5 separate regions of the Homo sapiens genome follow, and all the other regions are linked to region 4. A link is a loop called in an ENCODE intact Hi-C map of the cell type or tissue named here. Cell type or tissue: endothelial cell of umbilical vein. All regions are shown on one strand.

Region 1 (5,000 bases), 1.6 Mb before region 4:
CCTATTTGTTAGCAATACATGGATGTTTATCTGTTGAAGAAGACATTGTGGTACATTGGAAAGGGATTGGAATAGGAGCAAATAAGCCCCAGCTCCAGTCAGCAGTTTTACTGTGCTATGTGGATAATCATTTTGCTTTGCCAAACTCACAGACATGTTATGTGACTAGAATATGATATCTTGTGTAAGAGTACTTTCAAAATTATACTTACGTGGAAATGAGAACTGATATTAATACGTAATATATCTGTGAAACATTTTATGAGATTTTTCATGTCATTTCTCTTTGAAACAGATGAGTATCATTAGAATTTTTTTGCAATTTCTGAAAGGCAGACCTCTCAAAAAAGTTACACTGATATTTATTCTCGAGTATCGTAGCTTTTTATCCATTTATCCTTTTCTTTTTGTAAGTGTCCCATGATTTGGGGAACTTATTGTAGCAGTCAATGTAATTTACAAATTTAAATTACACTATAGGAGTAACTTAACTTCTTGCCTTGGGCAGCAGTGAAAGATAACTACTTTGTTTCTATTTGCAATAATAACTATTGATTAGATAAATAAATACTTTAATATCTCGGCCAAATCACCAGTGACATTTATGCCAATCCCTCTAATACTAAATCCATAAAATTTGAAAATAGTCTGTTTAATATTAATTTTATAGCCATGAATAAAGTACTCCTTCAATTTCTATGCTTCATGTAGCTTGTGTCTTTAACATCCATGTTTCTTACTCTACAGAGGAGGATACTAAAATTCAGTAATTAAGCCATGCAGCAAGTAAGACGTGGAGCTAGGATAGATACCCAAGCCCATAATTTTTCCAATATCTTATGTTGCCACTTGATTAACAATGCTTCTTAGAAGCATACTAATGGCAATGTCTATGATGGCAGTGACTGTACCTAAAAAATAAGTGTTTTTCCTATCACACGTCATTATGATCAGGTCACATTATATAATAAACATCAGTCATGTAAGGTGATGGAGTTTCTACTCAGAATGTTATTTTGCCACTAGTTAGCGTGTGTCACTAGTTAGATAATGACAAAATAGGGTTCAAAATTTTAAGTAATTTATATGCAGATAGACCAAGGAGAAAAATGTATTAGCAGTAGATTAAGGTTCAGAAACCAATGTTTTCTAATCCCAGATACCCATATGTATGCCTTTGAAAAAGTTATCAGGCAGAATTGAGGTATGGAAAGTAGAAGGCAGTCTGGGACTGCTCAAGGCTCAGTACGGAGCAGTACATGGAGTATCACATCATAGAGATCATTGACCATATAAAACACATATTCTTTCCTCAAAAATTTTAAAAGACACACTCACCAACTTTCTTTTTTTTAAACTTGTATTTTAAGTTCAGGGGTACATGTGCAGATTTGTTACACAGGTAAACTTGTGTCATGGGGGTTTGCTGTACAGATTATTTCATCACCCAGGTATTAAGCCTAGAACCCATTCGTTATTTTTCCTGATCCTCTCCCTCCCTCCTCCCACCTCCACCCTCTGAGAGGCCCCAGTGTGTGACATTCCCCTCTGTGTGTCCATACGTTCTTATCATTTAGCTCCCAGGTATACATGAAAACATGTGGTATTTGGTTTTCTCTTCCTGTGTGAGTTGCTAAGGATGAAGGCCTCAGCTGCATCCATGTCTCTTCAAAGGACATGATCTCATTCTTTTTTATGGCTGCATAGTATCCCATAGTGTATATATACCACATTTTCTTTATCCAGTCTATCATTGATGGACATTTATGTTGATTCTGTGTTGTGAATAGTGCTGCAATTAATATATGTGTATGTGTGTCCTAATAATAGGACGATTTGTATTCCTTTGGGTGTATACCCAATAATGGGATTGCTGGGTCAAATGATATTTATTTCTTTAGGTCTTTGAGGAATCGCCACAATGTTTTCCAAAATGGTTAAACTCATTTTTACTCTCACCAACGGTGTATAAACATTCCTTTTTCTTCACAACCCCACCAGAATCTGTATTTTTTTGACTTGTTAATAGTAGCCATTATGACTGGTGTGAGATGGTATCTCCTTGTGGTTTTGATTTGCATTTCTCTAATGGTCAGTGATGTTGAGCTTTTTTCATATGATCCTTGGCCGCATGCATGTCTTCTTTTGAAACATACTAACCAACTTCCAACTCACTATATGAACCTTGAAATATTTTGCTCAACATGTTTGAGGTTCTCTGTTCTCCTTATAGTTTTTGAAGCACTTCTTTCCTTGTGAGAGACTTCCTCCTGCCACCACCAAATCTGTATCAAAGCCAGAAATCTCTATGGATCTGAGGGCCATTTTTTTCTTTTCAAAATATCAGTAGGTATATCTGAAGTATGAACTCAGACTACTAGAAAGTCAAGTGGTTCTATTGGCAAAACTATGTATCGCTCATGAAACTATATTAACTATGCGTAACTATCTTTTGTGCACCTCATCAAATTCACTGATAATAATCTTTGTCAATGGTCCATATTTTGCTGCATCAAAAAACCCGAACGTCGGGTAAGCATTCGTTGGATTCAGGGTAAATCCACCTTGCCCTTTGATGGCATGTTACGCTGGAATCATCTTTCATTCTTGAATTGTCCATATGGAGAAGCACATTGGCTTTGCCTGTGTTATCTATAAACTGTCAGTTATCTACTATGTATGCTTTCTTTTATTAGTTTTCTTTTTCTTTAAAGTGAATATTTGTTTCTGCACTAGGCATTCAGAGTAAAATCCCTTTTTTCCTTAAGACACTACATAAATCCAGGCTTGCATTTACTATGGCATTGATCAAACTAAATGCCACTTACTAACCAATACAGAAGAAAGTAAAGTCAACAAGTTATATTATATGAGCATTTAAGGGAATTAACCTGAATTGCCAGTAGAGGTCTCTGCTGCTCTATGTAAATATCTTTTAAAGGCAAAGCAAAGGAAAGCAAACAAAACAAAACAAAAAACAAAACCTAACACCCCCCACCAAAAAAAAAAATTTTTTTCGAAGAAATTTGCTGGCTAAATTGTAGTGTGGCACAAAAGGTGCATTAGAAGAGGAAAATATATTTAGAGCTTATGCCATATTTTGGGGGTAAGTGGCTAGGTCTGTTAAGGAATGCACCTCTATGGAAGCAAATCTGGCTACATTTCATAGGGGGACTTGAAGTTAGACTCATGTAGAGAATAGCCTTAGGCAGCCCAGCAGGGATTGAGTACAGCAGGGCAATGGAAGAGCAGAGTGGAAAACGAGTAATATTGAATTAGCCAGAGTCAGGTACAGAAATGCCAGGTGCCAGGTTTGTGTTTAGGTTGGTACAAAAGTAAAGTGCTGCCAACGTTGAAAGTAAGGGCAAAAACTGCAATTACTTTTGCACCAACCAAATATATCTCCAATTACCATACTGGGATACTGCAACAGTAATTCTGTTTCAAGGATTAGCAATGTGAAAAATGCCAGGTGACAGTATTAAACGTATTGGGGTATCAAGATGCATTAATGCACAGATTACTTATATAAGAAAAAATCAGTGACTTAAATATTGCTTTTGTTCTATAAAGATTAGAACATTGTTACAGAAAGAAAAGTAGGCACGCAGTTGTTAGAACCAGGTGTGAAGATCAAAGCAGCCCTGGTAAGTAGTAGTAGTGATCAGAAGCTGAACCACCTGAATAACTTCATTTCCTTACATTCTCTCTTATGGGAATAAGATTAAATTTAGAGCATGTGCCAAGTCTGAATCTGCAGAGGTGAATTGATACACAGGAGTAGGTACCTAGGCAGATTTATTAGCCCATTTTCACACTGTGGTAAAGAACTACCTGAGAATGGGTAACTTACGAAGAAAAAAGGTTTAATTGACTCACAGTTCAGCGTAGCTAGGGAGGCCTAAGAAAACTTCCAATCACTGAGGAAGGCAAAGGGGAAGCAAGGACCTTGTTCACATGGTGGCAGGAGACAGAGTGAGAAAGGAAGGAAGGGAGGGAGGGAGGGAGAGCAGGAAAGGGAGGATGGAGGGAGAGAGAGAGAGAAAGAGAGGAAGTGCCACCCTTTAAAACCATCAGCTGTCCTGAGAACTCATTCACTATCATAAGAACAGCATGGGGAAATGGCCCCCGTGATCCAATTACCTCCCACCATGTCTCTCCCTCAACACATGGGGATTACAGTTTGAGATGAGATTTGAGTGGGGACACAGAGCCCAACCGTATCAGCAGACCACTATAGGCCAAGTTTAAATCTGGGTTTAGTGGTTTTTCTATTATTTTTCTTTAATCTTACCTGTTAAGTGGAATAATCTACCAAATACTTACTAGTAATTACCACATGTGAAAAGGAGGGAGAGGAAGCAGCGTCGGGCAAAGAGAAAAGATGAACTAAGATGCAGACTCAACCAAGCTTTGGGTAACTCAGTGGAGCGTTCTGGAAAGAGCAGTGTCCTTTGGAGTTGTCCTACCACAGGCCAAGATGGCTAAAAGAGCTGGAGCTTTAACCTTCTCCCCAACTTCCTCTATTCGGTCACCATAAGTAGACTGCCCAAAAAAGGCATGATCATAGGAGGACTTTAAGATAGAAAAACTGAAAGACATTCTTCCAAGAGCATCATTATTGTAAGAGGAAAACAGAGGAGAAGACTGCAGGGGATCAGATCACTGAATTTGCCCTCATAGGAGGACATTGAAGACTTCGGTGAAAGCAATTATTCTAGACTGATGGAGCCCAAAATCAGAATACAACAGGTTGTAGAAATAAAATGGAAATTTGGGAAAGAAGAGATACGTTAACAATAGGATGCAATCCTATTGCCACCAAGGACTTGCTAGAGTGTGTGGGTATTTTCCCTTTCTCAATGGGCCAGCCAACATTTCCAAGTGTTCTAATGGAACAATTAATAATCAATGGATCAATTCTTTTAGAGCTGTTTTGTTTTTACTGGTGGAGTGAAGAAGTGGGTATCTTTGAAGAATGAATGGGCAGGCATCAGAAA
Region 2 (5,000 bases), 770 kb after region 4:
TTTAATATTTCACTGTAGAATTATATATAAAATTTGTTGAAAAAATTGAGATTTAAAAGTGGAACAGAAAATGTAAAACCATTACTATCTGCAGATGACAATAAAACTAAATATTTGGAAAACTGAAGTCAACTCATTGATCAATTTTAAAAACTATAAGAGAATATACTAAAGGAATAAGGTATAAAATTATTACACAGAAATCAATAGCTTTCATATATATTAACAGTAGCCCGTTAGAAGATATAATGGAAGCAAAGAACCCATTTACAACAGCAACCCAGAGATAAAATACATAGGAATAAACTCAACACAACATGTGCAAGATTCAGATGAAAAGCATTAAAATGACCATCATCTGCTCCTAGACCCAACAGTTACACTTCTGGCCATTTATCACATAGATGTCCGGGCACATATTGAAAAGATATATTTTGAGATTATTAGTTACAGCACTGTCTGTAATTGCAGACAGGAAATAATCTAAGTATCTAGTAATAAAGAACTAGTTCATAAAATACGGTATATGATTTACCCAAGTAATGGGCTATCACACAGCTGTAAACCAGAATAAGAGAGCTTTCTATAGGTTGATACGGAAAGCTCTCCAACCTATAGTGTTATTTTAAAAAGCAAGAGGTGGAATAGTGTGAACAGAGTTTCTCTTTTTTGTGTTAAAAAGGAAAAAAAAATACGGTTGTTTATTTACTTTTATTTGTATGCCTTCCTACTCTGAAAGGATACATAAAAAATTCATGACAATGGTAACGTGTAGATGAGTAGCAGGCATTTGTAAGAGCCTTTTCACTGTATTCCTTTAAATACATTTTTAATTTTTTAAACTATGTGTGTGAATTAGCTATTCAAAAATAAATAAAAAATATTTAGGAGAAATACACAAAGAGTTTAGAGAATGGTGCATGGCAGCCTAACTTAGGTTGTTTTTTTAAAAAACAAACAAACAAACAAACAAAATTATTTTTTAACTCAGAATTGGGAGGCCGACCATGCATATTACAGGGCGGAGGCATTTAGAAGACTGCTGATCTTTGACCCAAGATCCCCTGCAAAGGTTTTTTCGTTTTGTTTTGTTTTCTGAGACAGAGTCTCCCTCTGTTGCTCAGGCGGGAGTGCAGTGGCGCGATCTCGGCTCACTGCAACTTCCGCCTCCCGGGTTCAAGCGATTCTCCTGCCTCAGCCTCCCCAGTAGGTAGGACTACAGTCGCGTGCCACCACACCCGGCTAATTTTTTGTATTTTTAGTAGAGACTGGGTTTCACCATGTTAGCCAGAATGGTCTCAATCTACTGACCTCGTGATCCGCCCGCCTCAGCCTCCCAAAGTGCTGGGGTTACAGGCCTGAGCCACTGTGCCCGGCCTCTTTGTTTTTTTGTTTTTTTTTCTGGAACCTAGCTTTAGGTGAAAAACACTTGCTCTAATTTTCTGGCTTGCTGCAGTCAGCAGAATGCTTCAACAAACGGCCTGGACAGTTGCCGGGTATCCCCATAGAACAGGCTGAGTTTTCCAAGACGTCCCATTAGTTCTTGCTGCCTGCAGAGGCATTCAGAGACAGCAACATTGAATGTGGAAAGACAAGCCCAATAGCACTGGTATCAGCTATTTTTCTTGTAAAATACCGTATTTTGATGTGACGCTATTGAACCTTAATGTTTAATGACTTCTGCAACACACCTCTATCCGGCGAAGCCATCTGTATTTGGGCTAATGTGCCCACTTTTCTGTTTACTCTGCATACATTATCTTTACTTAAGGTTTAGGGGGAGATATATCTATTTGGACATCTGTTCTTAACTGATTATAGGGAGAGTGAGCAAGTTTCGTCCTTGTGCCTGCATCTGCTGGGAAACGATAAGAGCCCAACATATGTTAGAAGCAACAATCGCAGACAAAGAGTACAACTTGTTTTTGAAGGTATGTAAACCCGAAGTTTAAGAGGCTGGGAGTTGCTGCCTTTGTTCCCTCCCATCTTGAGTATTAGCTCTATTTAAAATAACAAATATTCTAACGTGTGGCAGGACAGAGTCGCTTTTTTGCTTTGGAAAGGAAAGTGCACAGCTTGTGTGAACATTCACCCACTACCCTAGCTCTGCACCCTGCCCCGGCTCCTAAGGCGAACGCCCACGTTACCTCCGCTGTTGCTTCAGAGGGCTGCTGCCATCTATGGGCGTCTGTCAGCATCTGCGCAGGTGCGATGTCTCCGAGTCGAGACACATAGGGAGAATACGGGGCACAGAAGGGGAGCGTATGGAAGTCAGGGGACAAACAGCTCAAGAGCCATCCTCTAAGCCTGCGACCCAGCTCTTTCCAACGATCCTTCGGGTGAAATAAGATGATCCACTTCAACAGATCCATGGTGGGAAAAGGAGAAACCCCCCCAAAAAATCACACCCCTGCATATCAGTTAGACTCCTGGGGCTCTAACCATCCTGACTTTTCAAATGAGAACATTTAAACACCACCTTGTACTTCCCAGCATAGGACCTGTCTGTCTGTAAGTATATTCCATGATAATATTGCAACAAAGAATATATGATTTTTAAATTAGTTCTTTTTTTTTCTTTTTTTTTTTTAATTCAGACAGAGACTTACTCTGTCACCCAGGCTGGAGTGCAGTAGCATGATCTCGGCTCACTGCAACGTCTGCCTCCTGGGTTCAAGCGATTCTCGTGCCTCAGTCTCCCGAGTAGCTGGGATTACAGGCGCACGTCCGTGTCCAGATAATTTTTGTATTTTTAGTAGTGACAGGGTTCCACCATGTTGGCCAGGCTGCTCTCAAACTCCTGGCCTCAAGTGATCTGCCTGCCTTGGCCTCCCAAAGTGCTGGGATTACAGGCATGAGCCACTGTGCCCAGCCTGAATTAGTTCTTAAAAAGTATTTATTTCACTTGCTTATATCCTGTAAATCCTAGAATCACAAACTCTATTAAGTGTTGGGGACTCTATAAAGCAAACAAGCCCACACTTTAACCCCAAGAACGTATTTTAAGATATCCTGGACAAGGAGCCCTCCAGCCTGTGTGTAATGGCTAACTGATGTGTCAACTTAACTGGGCCATGGGTTGCCCAGATAGCTGGTCAAACATTATTCTAGGTGTGTCTGTTTTGGGATTTAAATCAACAGACAGAGTAAAGCCAATTGCCTTCCTAATATGGGTGGGCCTCATCTAGTCCACTGAAGGCCTGAATAGAACAAAAAGGTTTACCTTTCTCCTATTAAAGGAGTTCCTCCTGCTTGATAGCCTTCCGACTGGGATATGGGTTTTTTTCTTCCCTTCAGACTCAAACTGAAACACTGGCCCTTCCTGAGTCTCAAGCCTGCTGGCCTTTGGGCTGGAACTAAACCCTCAGCTCTCCTGTGTCTCCAACCTGCCCGCTCTGCCTAGTGATCTTGGGACTTCCCAGACTTTATAATCATGTGAGCCGATTCCTTATAATTAAATCTCTTCGTATATTAACACACATCCTGTAGGCTCTGTTCTCTGGAGAACCGAGCTAATATGCTGTGTTAAAGCATTTTCAGAGATAAGAAACTCATGTGCTAAGTGAGTCCAAGGCCAAGCAGTTAGCCCATCAGAGAACCAAGAGCTGGACTGGGAAATTTTGTCTTCTCATGGCCTTGCCTGTATTCATCCCTCCATCCTTCTACTCCTCCCTTTATTCAGCAAGCATTTGTTACATAGAGCTAACAATTGAGCTACTTTACAATTTGCTTAAAATAAATATTTTGCAATGACCTCCTTGCCTACAACCCCAATCACACTCAGCATTTCAGTAGCACACAATACAGTTGTGCCCGCCTTCCCCAACAGCACCCCCTGCTGGTTTTCCTCCTACTTCATCAAGGGTCCTCTCGGTTCTCTTTGCTGCGTCTTCCTCAGGTACGTGACATAAATGTCACGGGGTAACAGGCTCCAGTCTGGCCACCTTCTCTTCTCTACCTGCACCTTCCCGTTAGGTGCACTCATCCCTTCTCATGGCTTTAAATGCCTTCCACATGTTGAGTCCCAGACTTACATTTCTGACCCTAAACTTACCTCAATGCTCCAGATTTGCATATTCAACTGTCTACTGTGTAGATATTGACTGAGTGACTTAAATTTAACACATTCCAAACAGAGCTTTTGATTTTCTCCGTTTATACCCAAGCTGTGCTCAACCACCTTGGGGACGTGTCGTCAGGCCCTCCTGAGGCTGTGTCATGGCCGTGCCCTTAATCTTGGCAAAATACACTTTCTAAATTGTTTGAGACCTGTCCCAGACGTTTCAGGTTTACATCCCCTACACTTCATCCACATTGGCTTAGCTCCTTCCTGCCCGTCTATTCCCTCTACTTAGAACGGTCTTGTACTACCTCCTTTCATGTCTGACGTCTAGTCGTTCAGGCCTCAGTTTTGCTATTATTCCACAGAGAATCCCTCCCTGACCTTGTCCCTGTCATTGTCATTGATGTTTATTTCCTTCCTAGCCCTTTGCACATTCTGAAATGGTTTCTGCTTTTATCTGTTTGTATCTCTGCCCCCAACACACACACTAGAATGTAAGTTCATCCTGTTCCCAATTATTTTATAAAACCAATAGATGCTCAGTAATGTTCACCGAATGGGTAACAAATGAATCCATCTCAAAAGGTATTGGGAAACACTAAAACACTACTTTTCAGGGTCCCCAGAGGCAGATAGCAAAAGAAGCAGGGTCTAGTGCCGTGTCCCCAGCGAACTCTGCCTCTCACTGAGCCCTCCTTCAGTCTTCCATATTTTTTAGGAACCTCCTGCTTTGGCCTTGGCATTGCCACTGTATTGGCCTTAAGGTTTGTCCCCTGATTAAAGAAAGAAATTTGCCTTTAAACAGCACAAATTCTCCTTTGCAGTGAAATTAGGGTTAAACACTGTCAACATAGCAGCATTTCACTCCGAGGGACGATATGTACCAAATTGGATCACATGGCTGGTGTGGTTTGTTGGTGATCCAAGCCATGTTCAT
Region 3 (5,000 bases), 1.3 Mb after region 4:
AATAGATGATACATAGATAGAGATAGATGGATGATAGGTAGATAGATGATAGATACATAGATAGCAAGATAGATAGATAGATAGATAGATAGATAGATAGATAGATAGATAGATATTAGATAAGATAGATATAGAGATGAGATAAATGAATGGACAGATGGATGGATGAGTAATAGATGGATAAACAAATAATATGGAGACAGATGATTGACAGAATAGATAGATGATACATAGGTAGATAGATGGATGATAGATTGATAGGTAGGTAGGTAGACAGATGATTGATAAATAGACAGACAGGCTCTCTCCCTGGAAGGTTGACAGTTCCTTGAGCTGGGACTGAAAAAGCACAGGAAATATAACTTTATCAGACACATTTAGAGGGTTTTTGAGCTGAGGTTTCAGTTATGATGGATCAGTCGCCAGGCTTCCCTCTGACTCTATGGTCCTGTAATTAGCCACAGGAGTTTGGGTGGAAAGGAGCACTGAGGGCTCCTGAGCTGAATGCCAGGGGTCGGGTGAGGATAGGGAAAGTCTCTTAAGGAGTGGTGGGCAGGTATTCCTTCCTCTTTTCTGTAGTAACACATGAGAGGGGGAGAAAGCAGGGGAGGAAAGGATGGAAACAAAGAAGGAACCAGACTTTGCTTTGCTTTCCACCTCCTGGGGACGTCAGAGCCGGCCCAGACTGATCTCTGCCATGAAGGAGCACGGATTCTTCCCAGTGTCCTAAGCCCTGCCTATCAGCTCTTTGTCATTCATCAGCATCCACTGGCAAGAGAAGAATGTCAAGAAAGTTTAGTGATCTAAGAATTTTTTTCCAAGCCTCAGAGGTTTTAGAGATGCATCTTTTCCTTTCTTTTTAATACATCCAAAGGTTCTGCGACTTCACAGGTGATATTTTAAAATACAAACAGCAACACGTAATGAATTTTAAATCAAGGATGTTGTTATTTGGAAAAAGTCAGTTAGAACTCTTGCTGTCAAATACGCTTTCAGAAGAAACAAGTTTTGGAGGAGCCTGAGAAGGCTCATAAGACAAGAAGACGGGCATCTGGGAGATGACGGAAGAAGGCGCGCCTCTGGGAGATGGGGGAAGGAGACCCATGTCTGGGAGATAGCGCCTCTGCGAGTTGGTGAAAGAAGGCATGCCTCTGGGAGGTGGTGGAAGTGAAGGGACTTTTGCTGGGAGCAAGCACTGTTGAGAAGCTGGAGATGTAGGAATGACATTAAAAATCTAAAGTTACTTCAGCCACTAGAGAGCCAAGGGACATGGAGTGACAGGAAGGACTCCAACAGAACTCACTGTTTCCCTTCTCCCAGCATGTCCTGGCTGCTCACCTGGCTGGATACTCTCACCTGGCTGTGCACCTGGATTCTCGACTGAATGTTCACGTGGCCACTCTATCGTCCAGCTAAGGCAACATTGGAAGCTCAGGGTCTAAGGCAGCCACCATCGGGGAAGATGCCAGGACAAGCATGGATGGATCAACAGATTCTGAGCATCACGCTGGCATCGTTTTAGATCGCACGCATTCCGAACATCAGAACAGTTACGTCAATTCGAATTTGGGGTTTGACCGAAATTGAACTTGAATGTGGATTATCTAAGTAAAATCTAGAGAAGAAAAGAATTTCTCTGCAGGTGCATGTAATAATCACCACAAGGTTATTGTTTTTTGTTTTTGGTTTGGTTTTTTTCCAGTGCTGCAGGCTTTAAGAAGCTCTGGGTGTCCAACCAAAGACACAAATCTGAAAAACAAGTGGAAAATCTAACTCCAGCAAAGCCTACTCAAATTTCAGTCAGTATTTCAAAATAACAACTGATGACATCCACCCAACAGAAACTAGAAACTACCCACTTTTAACTGCCCCTGTTTTCCTCCTCGACCCTCTCCTCCTCCCACTTAAGGACAAGACACCTATTTCATGTTGCCATGGAAATTGTGCTTTTAAGGTTTTCCTGAGATAACATTGGTTATATGGTGAGGTGGAGACCTCTAGTGTCCCAAACTTGTATTTCCTTTAAGAATACATTACAGGAGTGGTGTCTAGGATGGTGAATTTATCAAGAGGAAAGTTGAGCCTGCTGACCAGGTCTGGCTATAAAATGACCAAATCCCAGAGTGAAATAAGAAGAAGAATCATACCACCTTACTCCTGCAAGAATGATCATAATTTAAAAGTCAAAAAATAATAGATGTTGGCAGGGATGTGGTGAAAAGACAACACTTTTACGCTGCTGGTGGGAATGTAAACTAGTACAACCACTGTGGAAAACAGTGTGGAGATTCCTTGAAGAACCAAAAGTAGAACTACCATTCAATCCAGCAATCCCACTACTGGGTGTGTACCCAAAGGGAAAAAAAGTCCTTCTATGAAAAAGACATTTGCACATGTATGCTTATAACAGCACAATTCACAACTGCAAAGATATGAAACCAACCTAAGTGCCCATCAACCAATGAGTGCATAAAGAAAATGTGGTCTATATACACCATAGCACACTACTCAGCCATAAAAAGGAATGAAATAATGTCTTTTGCAGCAACTTGGATGGAGCTAGAGACAATTATTATAAGTGAAGTAACTCAGGAATGGAAAACCAAACATCATATGTTCTCATTTATAAGTAGGAGCTAAGCTATGAGGATGCAAAGGCATAAGAATGAAATAATGGACTTTAGGGACTCAAGGGGAAGGGTGGAGGGGCTGAGGGACAAAGGTCTGCACAGTAGGTACAGTGCACACTGCTCAGGTAATGGGTGCACCAAAATCTCAGAAATCACCGCTAAAGAACGTATCCATGTAACCAAAAACCACCTGCACCCCCAAAAAAACTATTGAAATAAAAAATTCAATTAAATTTTAAAAAAAGAAGAATCTTTGTATTTTGCACTCATTGTATGTCTGCTCAATCATATCAAGAATCCAAATGGCTATATCCTAATAAATATTTGATTCCTACAGGCTTATTTGCCAAGTATTCTATAAAGTGGTCCATTCCTTTTTCAAAAGAGGAAAACAGGCCAGGCATGGTGGCTCATGCCTGTAATCCCAGCACTTTGAGAGGTCGAGTCGGGCATATCACCTGAGGTCAGGAATTCAAGACCAGCCTGGCCAATATAGTGAAACCCCATCTCTACTAAAAATACAAAAAATTAGCCAAGCATGTTGGAGGACACCTGTAATCCCAGCTACTCAGGAGACTGAGGCAGGAGACTCTCTTGAACCCAGGAGGCGGAGGTTGCAGTGAGCCAAGATCACACCACTACACTCCAGCCTGGGCAACACAGCAAGAGACTCTGTCTCAAAAAAAAAAAAAAAGAGAGAGAGAGAGAGAAACATTAGCAGCAATTGTCAACAATGGGGCTTCATTTATAATTTGACCCAAACAATCCCAGAATAGTACAAACATATGGTTCTGGGGATCTCAGCGCAGAGGGAATTCTACAATGGCAGTGACCAGACTTTAACCACTGGTGTGCAGTATGACTTGTTCCCTCCACCTTACCACAAGCTTGTTCTCATGCCTTCACCTCCTTAAGCTAAATTAGAAAGTTCTTAACCTGAAGTTCATGAATGAGCTGAAATTTCCTGTAAATTTTGAGTAAGTGTATATATATATATATATATATATATATATATATATATATATATATATATATGTATTTTCTTGGGCTTAAGATTTTCTCTTTATCACTAGGTTTAAGAAATTTGATTACAATATGTGTTGGTATCGTTTTCTTTGGTTTCTTGTGCTTGGGGTTCATTGAGCTTATTGGGTGGTGTGGATTTAAAGTCTTCATCAGGCCAGGCGCAGTGGCTCACACCTGTAATTCTAGCATTTTGGGAGGCCGAGGCGGGTGGATCACTGGAGCTCAGGAGTTGAAGACCAACCTGGCCAACATGGCAAAACTCCATCTCTACTAAAAATGCAAAAATTAGCTGGGCATGGTGGCTCACAACTGTAGTCCCAGCTACTCGGGAGGCTGAAGCTGGAGAATAGCTTGAACCCAGGAGACGGAGGTTGCAGTGAGTGGAGATTGCACCACCGCACTCCAGCCTGGGTGACAGAGCAAGATTCTGTCTCAAAAAAAAATTAAATTAAAATTAAAAAATAAAGTCTTCATCATACTTGGAAAGTTGGAGGCCATTATTTCTTTAAATGTATTTTCTGTCTCCTCCTCCTTTGGGTCTCCAATTGCATATATATTTGGCCACTTGAAGTAATCCCATAGTTCATTGATGTTATGGGGGTTTTCTTTCTTTTTTTTTTTTCTTTATCACTTTTATCTCAGGGTCTTGGATAATTTCTATTGCTATGTTTTCAGATGTACAAATCTTTACATGCATACAAATATTTTCTTTGTAATATCTAATCTCCCATTAATCCTAATCAATGTATTGATTATCTCAGACATTATAGTTTTCACCTCTAGAACTTCAATTGTTAAGAGATATTTTATGTCTAGACTTAATGTGTTCAATACTTCTAGCTTTTTGAATGTATGGAATGCAGTTATAATAATACATTGAATGTCCTTGTCTATTAATTTTATTATCTGTGTCATTTTGGGGTCAGTTTGATTTGTTGATTCGTCCCCTCCTCATTTATTTTTCTGTTTCTTTGTGTGCCCGGTAATTCGTTATTAATGTTGAATGTCAATACTTTTTCTTTGGTGAGAACTGGACATTTCTGTATTCTTAAAAACAGTTTTGAGCTTTGTTTTGTGATGTGGTAAAGTTACTTGGAAATTGGTACTTTCAGATCTTGCTTTAAATTTTACTGGAAAAGATCAACAAAATGTTTGATCTAAGGGTAGTTTTCCCCACTGCTTAAGATCTCCTGCAGACCTCAGGATTTCCCTTTCTCCAGTCACTGCCCTGTGAGCCCCAGCTGCCTGGGACCCTCTGGACTCTCTGTTCTACCTACATGACTCAGGGAACCTTCCGGAGTCACCTTGAGTTCCCCACGCATTTGCTGTGCCCTTGAAACCTTC
Region 4 (5,000 bases):
TTGGGCCAAGGGCTCTGCTCTGTGTGGCCCTCACTCCAGTGGCCCAGGCTGAAAGAGGCAAGGCATGTGGCAGGGAGCAGGGAAACATGGAGGAGCACATGGGTTGAATGCTTCTACCTGGAAGTGTTGCATGGCGTTTTCATTTGTAGTTCATTGGCCACCACAAGGCGCATGGCCATGCTTAATTTCAAGAGGGTGGGGGATTGCAATCTTCCCTGTGCCTGGAAGTAGAAGGAAACCAGATCTTGGTATAGGATAACAGCAGCCACTGAAGGAGAGTGCTGAGGTTGGGAGTTGAACATGAAAGAAAGTCAAAGTGACCATTAGAATAAGCCCCAGAAATTGCAAGAATCTTGGGGAGGCCCTTGAACTTGCTGCCAAGCTCAGATTAGCACATTCAAATAGCATTTGCATAGATAACAAAGGTGAGTGGCTTTAGCTGAGGAAGGGTCACTATGCATCACATATTTATACTTTCTTTTTTTTCAACTTTTATTTTAAGTTCAGGGGTACATGTGCAGGATGTGCAGGTTTGTTACGTAAGTAAACATGTGCCATAGTGGTTTACTATACAGATCATCCCATCACCTAGGTATTAAGCCCAGCATCCATTAGCTATTCTTCCTGATGTGCTCCCTCCTCCCATCCCCCACCCTCCAACAGACCCGTGTGTGTGTTGTTCTCCCGGCCATGTGTCCATGTGTTCTCATCATTCAGCTCCTACTTATGAGTGAGAACATGCAGCATTTGGTTTTCCGTTCCTGCGTTAGTTTGCTGAGGACAATGGCCTCCAGTTCCATCCACATCCCTGCAAAGGACATGATTTTGTTCCTTTTTATGGCTGCATAGTATTCCATGGTGTATATGTACCATACTTTCTTTATCTAGCCTATCATTGATGGGTATTTAGGTTGATTCCATGTCTTTGCTATTGTGAATAGTGCTGCAATGAACATACACGTGCATGTTTCTTTATAATAGAATTATTTATATTCCTTTGGGTATATACCAAGTAATGGGACTGCTGGGTCAAATGGTATTTCTGCCTCCAGGTCTTTGAGGAATCGTCACACTGTCTTCTACAGTGGTTGAACTAATTTACACTCCCACCAGCAGTGTAAAAGCTTTCCTTTTTCTCCACAACCTCAACAGCATCTGTCGTTTTTTTGAGTTTTTTTCTTTTTTTCTTTTTGAGACAGAGTCTAACTCTGTCACCCAGTTGGGAGTGCCTCAGCCTCAGACTCCCAAGTAGCTGGGATTACAGGCATGTGCCACCAGGCCCGACTAATTTTTGTATTTTTAGTAGAGAGTGGGTTTCACTATGTTGCTCAGGCTGGTCTCGAACTCCTGACCTCAAATGATCCTCCTGCCTAAGCCTCCCAAAATGCTAGGATTAAAGGTGTGAGCCACTGTGCCCTGCCGTTTTTTTGACTTTTTAATAATTGCCATTCTGACTGGTGTGAGATGATATCTCATTGTGGTTTTGATTTGCATTTATCTAATCGTCAGTGATGTTGAGCTTTTTTCATATGTTTGTTGACCGCATGTATGTCTTTTTTTAAGAAGTGTCTGTTCATGTCCTTTGCCCACTTTTTAATGGAGTTTTTTTTCTTGTAAATTTGTTTAAGTACCTTGTAGTTGTTGAATGTTAGATATTTGTCAGATGGATAGATTGCAAAATTTTTCTCCCATTCTGCAGGCTGTCTGTTCACTCTGATGATAGTTTCTTTTGCTGTGCAGAAGCTCTTCAGTTTTGTTAGATCCCACAGACATTTGTGCTTTCCATGACAACTTGCAGCCTCTCCGGAGGCACCAGGCAGTGACCCTGACTCTGCCGGGAGCCCCTTCCTCACATCGTGTAGAAAGTAAGTCTTTGTGGTCAATGGATGAGGAGAGTGCGCTCTTCTAGAATCACAGAGGGTGTTTTCCTTCCTCACATCGTGTAGAAAGTAAGTCTTTGTGGTCAATGGATGAGGAGAGTGCGCTCTTCTAGAATCACAGAGGGTGTTTTCCGTAGGAAGCTGCTGTGTGGACTCAGGAACAAGGGGCAGCAACCTGGGAGAGTTTGGGAAAATAATTTTAGAGCAGCCACTTATTGGGGGAAACATTCTGGTTTTACTCAGTGTCTGTTGTTACTTTCATGTGGCTGTTGGATGGTGCCCCTATGAGACTCCCATAATTAAGCAAATCCCTTGAAGCGGTCTTCAAAGTGTGTCTCCGCTAGATGGCGTGAGGTGCTCGCCTGTTTCCAGCTGATGGAAGTGACTTGAGCTAAGCCAGGGACCAGGAACTTGAAGGTAAAACAGCGCCTCACGCTGCGGGCTGATGAAATATGCAGTCGGCGGATGTAAAGGACTACGTCGTACTAGAATAATAATACAATACGGGGGCTTTATTGCAGTGGTATTAAATAAATACACACCCAATATCACTAGAGGCAATGAAGTAGTTTTTCCTTTCCAAAAACATAGTCGTGTAACTGTTATTATAGATTGATTCTGATACAAAATGTGCACACAGAATGAATATTTAAGGGTAATTCATTTATAAGGTGTTATTCAGAAACGGCACTTACAAAACAGAAGATGTAGATACTTATTACAGGAAACTAAGCAGCCAATCAACCAATCGGTATGTACCGAATATTTCTGCAGGCAGTGCACGTTGTTACACTGTACGGCAGGTGAGACAGTGTACACTGTGGTTAAGAGTACAGTCTTTGAGGCCAGACAGACTGAGTTTGTATTATTTATTAGCTATGACCTTGGGCACATTGCTGCATCTCTCTGGGCATCAGTTTCCTTGTCCGTAAAACGGGAATAATCATACCTATCTCATAGGGTTATTGTAAAGAGTCAGTCTTTGTAAAGCATTTCAAATATAGCCTTGAACACAGTTAAGAGCTATACAAGTGTCAGTCATCATTATAATTGTTTGTTATGACGTGGCTCTTCACTTTACAAAGGAACTCATTCACTGTAGGGTTCAATGGAACAAAAATGTGTCAAGTACCTATTATGTGCTAGACAGGACATTGATCACTGTGGACAGATCAAAGGACTATGAGAGCGGCTAAGGCGTGGCTCCTGTCTTACAGGATCTAGGAATTTCATAGGGCAGAAGGATCACACAGTTAACTAACCATGCAGAAATGCAAAGGGTGATGGTACTGATACAAATGACTGTGACAATCTGGAAAGGAGGAAATAGTGTTTGAGTAGAGCTTGCAAAAATGGGCAGGGTTCAGTGAGTGGAGGTGCCAGGAAGCGTTTTCAATGGGAGCAGTATGAGCAAAGGCTCCCAGGCCGGGCCATGTGGGCACTTTCGTAAGGTCTGCAGAAGGCTGGAATGACTGAAGTGTGGAGACTCATGGGAAGATATGACTGAAAGTATGTCTCCATAATGACCACTTCAATCATCTTAAACATTTGAAAACTTTTTTTTTCATTTATTCCTCCTACTTTTTATTTCCTGGATTATTTTTAATTTTTAAAATTTTTAATCATTAATTGTTTTAGAGACGGGATCTTGCTGTGTCACCTAGACTGGAGTGTAGTGGCATGATCATAGCTCACTGCAGCCTCAAATTCCTGGGCTCCAGTGATCCTCCTGCCTCAGCCTCCTGAGTAGCTGGGACTACAGGTGCACATCACCACACCTGGCTAAATTTTTGTTGCTGTTGAGACAGGGTCTTGCTATGTTGTCCAGGCTGGTCTCCAACTCCTGGCCTCAAGCAGTCCTCCTGCCTCCACCTCTCTAGGACCTGGGTCTATATGTGTGAGCCTGGGTGCCCAGCTTTTCCTGAAGTATGTTAAAGTAAATTCCAGATATTGAATCATTGCACTTATAAACACTCAAGATGTAGCCTCAACTGAGAATATCTTTTTATGTAACCACAACACCATTATTACAGCTTACATAATGAATCATATTTCCTTAATATTACCTATTTCAAGTGGTTTTTGATTTGTTTTTAAGAGCAAGAAGACAATCCTAGTGATATCGTAAAAAGATTAGAGAGGAGAAAAATCAGAAGAGAAACTAGTTAGGAGGTCATTGTGATAGCTTTTTGTTAAAAGCTTTAGTTTTAGACTTTGGCAGTGCACAAAGCAAAAGAGATGGCTGAAAAGCAGCAAGAAGCCAAGATTGGATGGGAGGGAAGTTTTTTGTTTTGTTTTGTTTTGTTTTAGATGGAGTCTCGCTCTGTCACCCAGGCTGGAGTGTGGTGGAGGGATCTCGGCTCACTGCAACCTCCGCCTGAGCCTCCTGAGTAGCTGGGATTACAGGTGTGTGCCACCATGCCCAGCTAATTTTTATATTTTTAGTAGAGTTGGGGTTTCACCATGTTGGCCAGGGTGGTCTCGAACTCCTGACCTCAGGTGATCCACCCGCCTTGGCCTCCCAAAGTGCTGGGATTACAGGTGTGAGCCTCCATGCCTGGCCAGGGGGGAGTTTTAAGAGTGAGGGAGCATAAACTGAGGAACAGAGGGGAGCTAGAGAAGGGCAGGAAGATTTAATGGACTTTATTAGGAATTTAAATTGTATGGCTCCATTTAGACAGAATTGGCATATGCATTATTAGGGACAGAGATGCATTGTTTTATTTTTTAATTTCAACTTTTATTTTAGCTTCAGTGGGTACATGTGCAGGTTTGTTACCTGGATATATTGTGTGATGCTGACGTTTGGTGTTTGAGTGATCCCATCACCAAGGTACTGAGCATAGGTAGTTTTGGGTCCTAGTTCCCCTCCTTCCCTCCTGCCTCTAGTAGTCCCCCATGTCTATTGTGTCCTCAATGTTTAGCTCCCACTTATAAGTGAGAACATGTGATATTTGGTTTTCTGTTCCTGTGTTAGTTTGCTTAGGATAATGGCCTCCAGCTCTATCCACGTTGCTGCAAAGAACATGATTTCTTTCTTTTTTATGGCTGTGTAGTATTCCATGGGGTGTATGTACCACATTTTCTTTATCCAATCCACCACTGATGGGTACCTAGGTT
Region 5 (5,000 bases), 430 kb after region 4:
TATAAGAGACACACTAAAGAGGGCAACATTGGTCAAACAATAAATGTAACTATAAAAATCGCAAAATCCAGATCTATACAGAGTTCGCCATCGCAGCTGCTTGATCACTGGGGCCTGAGCTCCGCTGTCTGCAGTCCGTTAGATAGCAACTTGCTTTTAATCCTAAACGTTAAGAATTTAAGAATTTAGTCAACTTTCAGTTATCTGCTCCGGGAGTTCTCACTCCCAAATGGCTTCTGCTTACCGCGGATAATTCTGGCTCTTGCCAGTTCCCGGGGAACTTGCAGGGAGGGTGAGATCATATTAGCATGAACTTAGCGTAATTGGTGTATGGGATTTGGAGGTGTGCAAAGGGGATACATCTCTTGTTTATAAAACTAGACACATTTCAAAGTGATCATTGTGCCTGATTTTTTATTTTTTGGGCCATTTTCTATTCCATTCTCTATTAATAAAAATAATTAAGAAAAGATTATAATTCTTTTATCTACAGAAGATCTTATTGTGGATTTAAGCCACGGTAAAATTGTTTGGAGGTGGCTCCCCCATCCCCCCTCCAAAAAACATTAAAAAACCACCAATCCTTTTGCAAGTTAGGCCACCCGTTTAAGCCCCGTAGTGCCTTTCATGAACAGACACTTGCTCCAGGGAGAAACCTGATGTAAAGAGAAGTTTGAGCTTCTCTCTTTTAACTTTAGGACTTCAGAGGTTTGAGAGCTAATGGAAAATGAGGACCCCATGTAATAAGGGGAGCCCAGTGGTGTGGCCATGCCACCGGGCCTTGCCCTTCAGCGCTGTCACCCCTGCCCCCAGGGAGGGCACACTGAGGAGGCTGGCCTACTTTGCTGGGTGTCAATAAAAGGTGTGGGGACTGTTCATTCCTGAGCTTTCTCTCTTCCGTCCTTCCGCCAGCCACCCTACTTTGAATCTGCCTGTCTCAATGACATAAAGTCAAGGATAAGATAAAATCTGCCTCCAGTTTTGTCGCCAGTGCCATTTATAACCAGAAAGGCCAGCACGAACATGTCAGATAAACCTTTACATGAATATATGATGTCCTGCACTTAACAACTTGATGAAAGGAAAGGCTCAGTTTAGGAGAGTGGAAACCTGCTTTAAAGCTCCTTAATATTTAACAAGATCTTGCACTTGTGGTGACCTGCAAAGTCTCTAGATCACAACAGGATTTATTCTTTTCCCTGCCGGCATCTGGATTCTCCTAAAAGTAAATCCATCCAGACATGCCTGCATACGTAACCCCCACCCGGCAAAGGGATCAGAACATTTGGTCATTTCGCCTGTGAGTCTGTACTGATTCATGCACTCCCTGATCCTCAGTCATTGCTGAGCATCCGAAGATTCTGAGAGACTGCAGGTCTATAAACAATGGGACAGGGAGCCAAGGCATGGCCAGAGTGTTACAAACCCTGGCTTTCTGTGTGATAAGCCACTCACCTTGAGGACGTTTTTGGAATATGCATTAACCTTTCAGACCTTTCGGGATAGCATAAAAAGGTACGAAGGAAAAACATAATTGAAGCCATAGATGAATCATAGGAACTCAAAAACCATTCTTCATTGGAAAGTGTTGCAGTGAATTGGTGAGCGTTTCTAGTGATTCGCACCCACGGGCTGCAGACCTTGTGCTGGGTACTGTGCATATACTATCTCACATCCCCACAGTAACCTGACTCGAGAGGCACAGGAGTCTTACTGGTTAAGTTCAGGAATTGCCAGGCTCAGAGAAGTTAATTTCTAGTCATACCTCATACAGAGAGACCATGGGTGAGCCAGGATGCACAGACGTACCTCAAACCCAAGGCCACACTTTTTTTTTTTTAATGTTTCTTTGTTAAACTGGGGTATTTAAAGACTGCGCAAACTCAGTATTATTATAACAAAGAACCAGAAAATGAATTCTGAGAGTATTCAGTGTTGCCTATTCAGTATGGTATTTGAACTGGAGTATGTTGCTCAACTCCTTATTACTCAGTTGCTTTTGACGAGGGCTCTCCTGGGATTTTGGCCAGGATGATTTTTTTATTGTACTAAGTGACAACTGCCCCTGCCCCTTGCCAAATAACTGTCTGCACTGGGGAATGTGGTAGATGCCGCCTGTGTAGAATTAGAACCAGTGGTGTAAGCCGGAAGAGTGGCCCCATTTTTCTTGTCAGTGATTGGCTTAGGGAGAGATTTGTGACCAATTTGGGTCAGTAATAAATGAGGACATCTGCTGGTAGTTTCTGGAATAGGTTTCCTTGCTTTGAAGAAGCAGCATAGGGAAGAGGGGGCCTTGCTCTGCCTGAGAGGCCTGGAGTTTCTGCAGCCATCTTGAGCCCACAAGGGAGGAGCTGGACTGGGGAAAGCTGTCATATTTAGGGTGTGGAAGGAGGAGGATGAAAAGAACCGAGGCCATTTCTGACATTGCTCATGGCTCTGTTCACCAGGCTTTTCTATTCACTTGCCTTTTCTCTGGACCCCTTTGCTGTGTGAGATAATGGATTTCCTTATGGTTTATACCAGGTCGAGTAGGGTTTTCTGTCTGGTCTTTGTGTGAGAAGGCCCTTTAATAGATAAAGGCTTCCTTGGGGACCAGTACCATTTCAGGTGACTGGTCTGCTTGTCTGTAGGTTGGAAATGATTGCTTACTCCTTGCAAACAGAGAACCCATTGCTGCCATAGTGGTAGTAGGCAGTGGGTTAAGGAGTACTTGAGTTATTGTTATTGTCCTGTGCATGCAAAGCACCTCTTGTACCACCATATTGTGGTCACCATTGTTTATGGTTATTGCTGTCATTCATAACAGCATCTTTGAATCTTATACACTAGACATTCAAAGTGGAGGCAGTGGGAGGGTAACAGCAGCACCAGGTCTGCAGTGTAGACTGGCAGCACCGGGTCTGCAGTGTAGACTGGCACAAATGTAAGTGTGAATTTCCAGTTCTTGCTGAGACAGCATCAGAGTGAGTCAAAATTAACAGGGTTGGTTGGCACTGCTGATCACACCAAGGGGCTGAAGGGTGGGTACTAGAGTGAGTTAATGCTGGAGACAGAGGCAGAGAGAATCCACTGATGCTGAGGAAGCTCATCAGAAGTGTAGGGGGAGGAGACCACAAGGTCAGGTGTCTCATCAGCGATACCTGACTTCTCTCTTAACCGAATCTGAATCAGTGGTCCTCAACTCAGGGGCCAGGGGCATGTGCCCTTCAGTGGACATGTGGCAAAGCCAGGAGACATTTCAGTTGTCCCAGGTGGGGGATGCAGTCAGCATCTAGTGGATAGACCCCAGAGATGCAGTTGCAACATCCTACAGTGGCAGAACAGCCCCCCAACAAAGATTCTGGCCCCCAAAGGCCAATAGTGTTGAGGCTGACCATCCCTGTTTCTCACCTGGAAGTGGTTGATGGAGGGAGCCGAGGGCAGCTGGGGTGTGAGGAAGGCTCTGGAGACTGAAGCTGTTATTAGATCCAGTCCAGGCTGCTTGGCAGTGGGCACTTTCCAGTGGGGAGGCTTCCCACTTGTGGCAGAGCACGTAGAGGGGTTTGCAAGCTCTCTGTGTTTACTGGCCTCCACGTTGGTGTCTGGGAAGGGCAAAACAGAAGCTCAGACTGCTGGGTGGAGAAGTTTTGCGCCTTCCCAGCTCTTGCTTCTTTCTGTGAAGCATGCTGGCGTCATGTTTCCATGACAGCAGTTGAGTTAATGCATTTAGGGGCCCCCTCAGCGTCCACCACATCCTGCCTGTTGTAAATTGTGTGGTTCAGGTTGTGATCTATGATACTACGGTCCTAAATTTCTCATTACTATTTTTTAACTTGATTGAATGCACAGCTACTAGACAAAATCGCTCTTTACCTCTGTAAGTAAAAAATAGAAATGCTTATTAGTGTTCAGCAATAGATTTTAAAATTACATTTTTGTTACAAATACTTCACTGGCTAAATTGAAATCAGTGTGATCAAATTGAAATGTCATAATACTATTGATTTAATAAATGCTGGCCTCCTAATATCTGTTTTTCAATGAAACTAGTATTACGGGAGTAATTTTCTAATGAACATCTGAGCACTAGGTCATTGGTAAAACAAAAGAAGAATGATATCATAAATGGTTCTGGATGGTTTTTTCAGCGGGACCTGGCATGCTGATACGAATAGAGGAATTAAAGCGTAGCTCATTATATATTAATTTGAATGTAATACTAACTAAAACCTTCCATTGACTTCACTGAAGCCTAGTCTTAGAAATTATGCAGATTAATGGAGGCCTTGAAAAGAAGCACATGCAATATTTGAGTTCCCTTTGGACCAAAAAACTGGCATGTTGGAACTGAAAAAATTATATACTGTGCAGTATTTTTGTGTAAGTACAATACACTAAAAGATTTTGTTGCTTAAAAAAACTGGGCAGGGTGAATCCTATATCTGTTTTTTGTCTATTTTATTTTATATCCAAATAAGCCGAAAGGAAGAAGCAAAGGACCGAAGGTTGACACTGAGATTGCTGCTGCAGAGGGAGAATTTCCTGCAGCTTTTGATTGTGGAACTCAGGTTAAGAATGTGGTTCCTGGAGCCAGGCACGGTGGCTCACGCCTGTAATCCCAGCACTTTGGGATGCTGAGGCGGTTGGATTGCTTGAACCCAGGAGTTTGAGACCAGCCTGAGCAACATGGCAAAACCCCATCTCTACAAAAAATACAAAAAATTAGCCAGGTATGGTGGTGCACACCTGTCGTCCCAGCTACCCGGGAGGCTGAGGTGGAAGTATTGCTGGAGCCTGGGAGGCGGAGGTTGCAGCAAGCCTTGATTGCATCATTGCACTTCAGCCCGGGTGGCAGAGACCCTACCTCAATGAAAAAAGAATTTGGTTTCTGCATAAGGATGATTTCACTGCCTTTTTTGTTTTTACATGAAAATCCTCACCAAGTACATTTTAATTTTGTTGTATTAATTAATGAGAACTTGTTCTCCCCTGTGCCTCATCTTTCACAATTTTATATCATG

What was found. Peaks named below come from ENCODE experiments on the same cell type or tissue, not always from the same donor. Only the 100,000 strongest peaks of a DNase experiment are listed, where the experiment ranks them.
Region 1: it touches region 4 in a loop (22-fold over the local background); 20 of 110 quality-filtered maps call a loop at or near these places.
Region 2: a loop joins it to region 4, with 7 times the contacts of the local background. A loop is called at or near these places in 9 of 110 quality-filtered maps.
Region 3: it touches region 4 in a loop (5-fold over the local background); 4 of 110 quality-filtered maps call a loop at or near these places.
Region 5: it touches region 4 in a loop (8-fold over the local background); 8 of 110 quality-filtered maps call a loop at or near these places.

What each region holds. Positions count from the first base shown.
Region 1 is chr10:9,303,151-9,308,150 of GRCh38, reverse strand. No RefSeq gene overlaps it. Among named protein-coding and RNA genes, the nearest start is that of LINC00709, 30 kb to the right of the region's middle. In endothelial cell of umbilical vein, a CTCF peak has its summit at 2,896 (motif pointing right); no DNase peak of the experiment used is centred here.
Region 2 is chr10:6,917,360-6,922,359 of GRCh38, reverse strand. The region is part of intron 3 of LOC105376387 (a long non-coding RNA gene); the gene reads left to right. Among named protein-coding and RNA genes, the nearest start is that of LINC00707, 140 kb to the right of the region's middle. In endothelial cell of umbilical vein, CTCF peaks have their summits at 2,173 and 3,824 (motif pointing left); a DNase peak (open chromatin) is centred at 2,159.
Region 3 is chr10:6,414,071-6,419,070 of GRCh38, reverse strand. It overlaps a transcript of PRKCQ not described here. Among named protein-coding and RNA genes, the nearest start is that of LINC02656, 66 kb to the right of the region's middle. In endothelial cell of umbilical vein, a CTCF peak has its summit at 1,987 (motif pointing left); a DNase peak (open chromatin) is centred at 2,000; H3K27me3 peaks cover 371 bases.
Region 4 is chr10:7,684,707-7,689,706 of GRCh38, reverse strand. No RefSeq gene overlaps it. Among named protein-coding and RNA genes, the nearest start is that of ITIH2, 16 kb to the left of the region's middle. RefSeq lists a silencer at 2,212-2,261 and an enhancer at 2,167-2,461. In endothelial cell of umbilical vein, a CTCF peak has its summit at 2,271 (motif pointing right); a DNase peak (open chromatin) is centred at 2,236; H3K27me3 peaks cover 140 bases.
Region 5 is chr10:7,257,800-7,262,799 of GRCh38, reverse strand. The region is part of intron 7 of SFMBT2 (Scm like with four mbt domains 2); the gene reads left to right. Among named protein-coding and RNA genes, the nearest start is that of SNORD129, 74 kb to the right of the region's middle. RefSeq lists an enhancer at 4,794-5,000. In endothelial cell of umbilical vein, CTCF peaks have their summits at 2,057 and 2,259; a DNase peak (open chromatin) is centred at 2,229.